Linked DNA regions of Mus musculus: region 2 is linked to region 1. The links are chromatin loops, found by intact Hi-C in ENCODE. Cell type or tissue: left cerebral cortex. All regions are shown on one strand. Each heading gives the region's core, and the rest is flanking DNA. Links, peaks and the distances in the headings are about the cores only. Region 1 overlaps Nhs (NHS actin remodeling regulator). Region 2 overlaps Nhs (NHS actin remodeling regulator).

Evidence for each region. Peaks named below come from ENCODE experiments on the same cell type or tissue, not always from the same donor. Only the 100,000 strongest peaks of a DNase experiment are listed, where the experiment ranks them.
Region 2: it touches region 1 in a loop (2.6-fold over the local background); 4 of 42 quality-filtered maps call a loop at or near these places.

The regions. Positions count from the first base shown.
Region 1 is chrX:161,975,963-161,978,881 of GRCm38, reverse strand. All of the region lies in intron 1 of Nhs (NHS actin remodeling regulator), which reads left to right. Among named protein-coding and RNA genes, the nearest start is that of Gm26317, 92 kb to the left of the region's middle. In left cerebral cortex, for the core only: no CTCF peak of the experiment used is centred there; DNase peaks (open chromatin) are centred at 248 and 1,233.
Region 2 is chrX:162,082,899-162,085,817 of GRCm38, reverse strand. All of the region lies in intron 1 of Nhs (NHS actin remodeling regulator), which reads left to right. Among named protein-coding and RNA genes, the nearest start is that of Gm26317, 15 kb to the right of the region's middle. In left cerebral cortex, for the core only: no CTCF peak of the experiment used is centred there; DNase peaks (open chromatin) are centred at 611, 1,210 and 2,331.

The DNA.
Region 1 (2,919 bases), core at 150-2,649:
AACCAGACTAATGAGAGACAGGCTGACGTGACAACTAACAAAGAGCAAATCCAATTACTGTTCCTAACACAGGTGTAGAGGTCTATAGGAAACAGCGGAGATCTGTAGCAGGTGCTCTCAGTGTTCCTGCCCTTAGCCCAACAGGTCACCTGTAGGTCAGTTAGCAATCGGTCAAGCACTTCCAGCTTCATGCCTCCATCACTGCAATCTTTGAGGCTTTCTGTCAACCCTCTCCCCACCCCTGCAACTCAACTGAGGGTGGAGATTTGGTGAAAGGATAAACTACATCTCCCTCCCTTGGTGACATGTGTTCTGCACACTCCCTCGGAGGGTATCCAGCAGCACTGAGCCCTGCCTGTTGCCCAGGGAAATTGCTGTTATTTTAAACCTACTCTGTCTCACCTCCCTTTTACTGGCTTTTCAAAGAAAAAGCTCTTACATCCAAATTAGCCTTTCAGATTCTGCTATTTGAAAGGACCTCAAATAAGGCAGGCACCTCAAAATATTTCCTGAATTTTGGTCATTATCCCTGCCTCTGCCTTATTCTCTGTTGATGTCAGCAAGCAGAAGGGAAAAATGATTTGTACAGCTATGATGAAAACCTTCAGTTGAGCATTTTTAATGCCATACCCTAACTTGATGTGTCTAGTTTTTGTTTTTAGGTTCTTGATGATAAGATTTCTTCAGCTGGTAGCTTTTATTAGATAATTCAACAACAATGACAAATTTTTGGAGAGGGAGACACGAGTTTTCTATGTAGCTTAGGCTGGTCTTGAACCCATTAGCCCTTTGCCTTTGCCTTTGCCTACATAGTGCTAATACAGAATTATAAGCATGTGCCACCTAGCTGTGTTTTTATTGTTGTTTTATTCTGCTTGTGACAGGCTTTCACTCTGGAGCCCAGCTTGGCTTTGAATTCACAATCATACTCTCTCAGCTTCAAACATGCCACAATTTCAGGGAAGTCCTGCTACCCCCGGATACTTATTGAGCACCTATGCATAATATTCTAGGTGGTGGAATTGTGTCAGTGAACAAAGCAGACAAACCCATGCCCTTGTGGGTCATGGCAGTCTAGTGGGAGTGGACAAACATCAAACAGTACGTGTAATAAATTTATACATAGATAGTGGGTCTGAAGTTGCTCAGTGCTGAGGACTGAGGAAATCCACCCGAGCAAGAGAGCTCACTGGTGGGTGGTGTGGGAAGCCAGCTGCCATTTTAGCTAAAGTTGTCACCAGCTTTCTTTGTAGGGGACAGAGTGTAGATATACTGCTCCTGCCAGAGAGCTGTCTGCCTCATCGCCCCAGTTGGTCTCCTGAGAGAAGCCATTGCTATAAATAGTCACCAGGGCAGGAAACAAATGTCTGTCTTCTCTCCAGACAGAATTCTTTGTTCCCATTGACTTCTTTACTCATGACTGGGGCTTGGCTCACAGTGGACTTTGAGACATAAATGTTCAATGAAAGAAGCACGCATGGCAGGACTACCACTCTCTTAGAGATTCAGTTGAATTTTAATGGACAACCTTGTAGCCAGGACCACTGGAGTGGAGAAAGCAGTGAGGAAATTGGAAGGCATGCCTTGTTCAAATCCCCCTGTAATTAAAAATAAGGCTAGTAATTAATTTCAAGGGCATAGGAAATTTGAGATTCACCTTCTCTTTCCTCCCAGGACTGTGCAGATGTGATACTAGAACAAAGGATAGGTCCCTAGGGTGCAACTGTGGCTGAAGTTTCCAGGGAGATAGGAAGCAGGGTACAATTATGATATCTCGATCCACACAACCTCTTTAGAGTATTTAAGGGCAGAGTTCAGGATATCCTTGGCAGTACTTACACGTGGCATTCTTCCTGAGGAAGAGTAAAAGCCTAGGAAGAGACCTGGATCTAGTTAAATGTCAGTGAGGAAGGTAGGGAACTGGTTCTTAGAGAAGGAATTAAACTCTAGCACTAAATGGACAACAGGCATTCCTGGAGACCGGAAGAGAGACTCAATGTGGGAGAGAGGGTCTTTAAAAGGCAACTGAAAAAGATGGGAATCCACTTTGAAAGGTTTTCTGGGCATTGGGACAGCCAACCATAAAACAAACCCTATAAAGGTATACAACTCAAAGCTACACACACATCTCCTTGGAATTGGTGAATAAGTCCAACACATTGAAATGAGATGCCTGTAGGTGGTTTATCCTTTGCTCTCTGCTTTCTGTGGACTTGTTTAGGAAAACGCAGGCTGATTCAGACCTTGGGGATTCACAGATTAATTGGGAAGTTGGGATTTCTGCCATCTAGGGTTGCCTCTCACTTTCCCCTCATAAGCGATGAAGGCAGGACCCCCTGTGGATGCTGGGAATGAAACACTTTGTCAAGACAACAAGCAAATACATTTGACAGCTGCTTGATGTGGGACAGTCATTAAATTTTCAAGAATGTAGGCCTTCTATTATTTAGTGGCATTAATCTTATTTCCCAAAAAGACAAGGAAAGATTCCAGAACTACAGAGTGAGGAGACCGAATTGCATTCCCTGCTGGAAGCTTGTCAAGGGCCCTGCCTTCACACTCCCTTTCTTGATGTGGCTACTGAGCTGGCTCAGTGAGGCCCACACATGTGAAGATCAATAATTCAGTTGGGATTTCAGGAATGGCAGTAAGAAACTTGTTTTAAAAATAAGCTTTTATTTCTCATCCTCCTTCAGGCGGGGAAGTCCAAATCAAGATGGTAGCAGATCCAGTGTCTGGTGAGGTCTCACTTTCTGCTTTGTGGACACTGAATTTCTTATGGTAGAAAGCAGAGAGGATCTGACAGGCCTCACTTTCGTTCTGTTCTCACCTTTACCTCCCCCTTTTCTTCCATTGCTTGCTCTTTAAGCCATTCACCACTTCTTAAACGTACCATGGCAGTAATGAGGTAAAAAAAAA
Region 2 (2,919 bases), core at 274-2,773, 110 kb before region 1:
AAATCTTAATGAAGGCCAGGAGATAAAACAGGGCGGGGTGATGAGTTCACTGAAGGTCTGAGAACTCCTTGCAGATGGCTTGGGGCAAGATGTGAAAGCCACAAGTTTACAAGCCTGTGTGCTTGTGCTTGACACTCTGGTTCCAGGGACTTCTTGCAATTTAAATCCTTCCTCCCTCTTCCTGCATCATAGATCATAGGTGCTACGGCCTTGCTATCTGTCTATTTCAAACTAATTGTTTGGCTTTCTCACCTTACTTTCCTTCCTCTTTCTCCCTCTCTAGTCTTTCCCTTCTTTCGTGCCAAGAGTGTTGGTGTCCAGACTTTGAGGAGAGCCGGAGCTACCCTGTGGCATGACATTTGTCAAGGACAGGGTGTGTGGGCCTTTATGAGTAATCACAGCTGTGTTTTTTTTTTTTTTTTTTTTTTTTGGAGTCATGGTTGGAAGGAATCTCCCTCCCTCAGTAGTGGGATCTCCTCCTCCTCTGAACATCCCCTTCCCATCCCTCCTCCTCCCCCAAGAAACTTGCATAAGAGCAGTTGGCTTCATATAATAAAATACAGATTGGCATCATGAACTACATAAACAAGAGGCATTTAATAGACTGTGGAGAGTTCTGGCAGTGGGAGGAACAGTAGCAGCCAAGGAGACACATATGGCTGGCTTAGCAGCATCCTGGACTCATAGGAAGAAGATTCCTGCTTTTAATCCCTAGGGTAGGAGAGGAGGTGGGATAAAGAGAGGGGTGGCTCAGCATCCCGAGTCCACTGCTATGCCCAGATATTTCAAGGAAAGTGCTTAGATATTTTAAATAAGCATTTACCCAGTGCTGATTCTGGGCTAGACACCATTCTCTAAGCCCTTCACAGATTTCAAAAAAAAAAAAACAGTTGTATTAACGTGTAATAATTTGCATCCCATGATGCTTATCTGCTGCAAGCGAGCGTTCAATGAGTTTGAAAGTAAATTTCCAAAGCTGTTAGACCATTGCTCACATCCACCTACAACTAATCTCCACTCCTACTACGAGCCCCAGGCAAACATTGATTTCCTTTTGTCCCTCTGAGTATGCCTGTTTTGGAGTCTCATACAAGTGGTAGAGAATATTCGTACATTCTTTTGTGAGTGGCTTCTTTCACTGAGCACAATTTGTTTCTTCTTATTGCCGACTTGTGTTTTAGTCTATGGCCCTAGTGAGCTACATTTCTTGTATCAGTTCATACTCATAGCACCCAAGGAAGCTACTTCCGTGATTTGGAGCTACAGATGAGGAAGCTGCAACACAATTCATAGTTTGGGAGGTCACACCTAGGGGGTGTGACCTTAGAATTTATGCTCTCAGAGCTTTTGCTCTGCTGCCTCTCAATGAGCACAATGAGCACAAAATATATATTTATGCCCATTTTGGGGAGTTTGATATGTATTCACCCACACTTGGGGGGTTCTTTCATAAAACGGCCACTGCATTTCTAAAGAACTCATGACTTAATTTATGCACTTTGGTAATGTTCTCCCCACCTTGGTGTGTATGTGTGTATGTGTTCATATGTGCAAATGAAGGCACACATGTACCATGACATGCACATGGAGGTCAAAGTCCTTGACTTCCATCTTGTTTGGGGCAGCCTCTTGCTGTTTGCTGCTGGATACATCAGACTAGATGGTCTGGGAGCTTCCAGGTCTCTGGTTCCCATCTTGATATTAGGAGTGCTGGGATTGCAAATCTATACTACTACATTTGGCTTTATGTCAGTATTGGAGATCTGAACTCAGGCTATCATGCTACCGTCTACCGTTACCCCAGCTCCTAATAGTGTTTCTCATCAATGCCTATGTGCTGAACACTTAAGTAGGCACTGAGAGGGACTGAAAGACGTTCTTACCTTCAAAGAATGTAGTGGTTTTATTTGGTAGAGAAGATTCACATGGATATGATAATGTGGATGTGTTAGATCATAATAGCCCAATGCCTAAATACACAATACCGGTATCAAAAGTCAAGCGAATGATGTCAGTGAGAAAAATGGAGAACTTTTGATGGGAAGTGGCTTTGAGGTAGTTCCAGCTTCTTGTCCTAATCAACAACAAATTCTAGGCTTGCGATTATTTCACCATCCCTCCTCTCCCCCTCCCCCTCTCCCCCTCCCCCCCCCTCTGTGTGTGTGTGTGTGTCTGTGTGCAATAGTGGCTTATATATGGAGGTTAAAGTACAGCATTCAGAAGCAGAGTTTCTCTACCATGGATTCCTGGGATTACAGTCAGATCGTCAGGCTTGTGAGGCAGTTGCTGTTACTCACTGAGCCACCATGACAGCTTTCTCTTTCATACTGTATTGTCCCTTCCACCCACAAATTTTTCTCTGTAGTAAGTTCCAACTTTTCGATTCCATCTGTTTGGCTATAATCATACCAAGAAGCTTTTCCTGTTAAGCTGTTTTCAATACAAATTGCTTAAGGAAAGATTGCTCTCTTTGGAAACTTGTCATCCAGAGCAGGGGAGAGGGAGAGAGAGGAGTGGAGAGGAGAAGGGAGGAGAGGGTAGGACAATAGAGGAGTTAATTTTAAATGGCTCACAGCATCCATTTTTGGCCATATATACCTGGCAGTTAGGATCAGAAGATTACCCCAAACTCAGTGGCTTAAAACAATAACCGAGGACTTGCATCATAATTCTGTAGTCACCTGGGCAGCTTTTCTCTGGATTGGTTCATTGGTTTATTAAATTTCTATTTGGCTCATGAATCTGTGGTCAGCAGAGAATTTGGCTTGCTCCTGGTTCATGTACTAACTGTTGGTAAAATTTTTGTCAGGTTAGGACTGTTGGCTTATTATGTGCCTTAATTTTCTTCCATATGGCTTGTGAGGCTCTAACAGAATAACTTGGGAACACCCACAATGCAGACATGTTCCCGAGAACAGA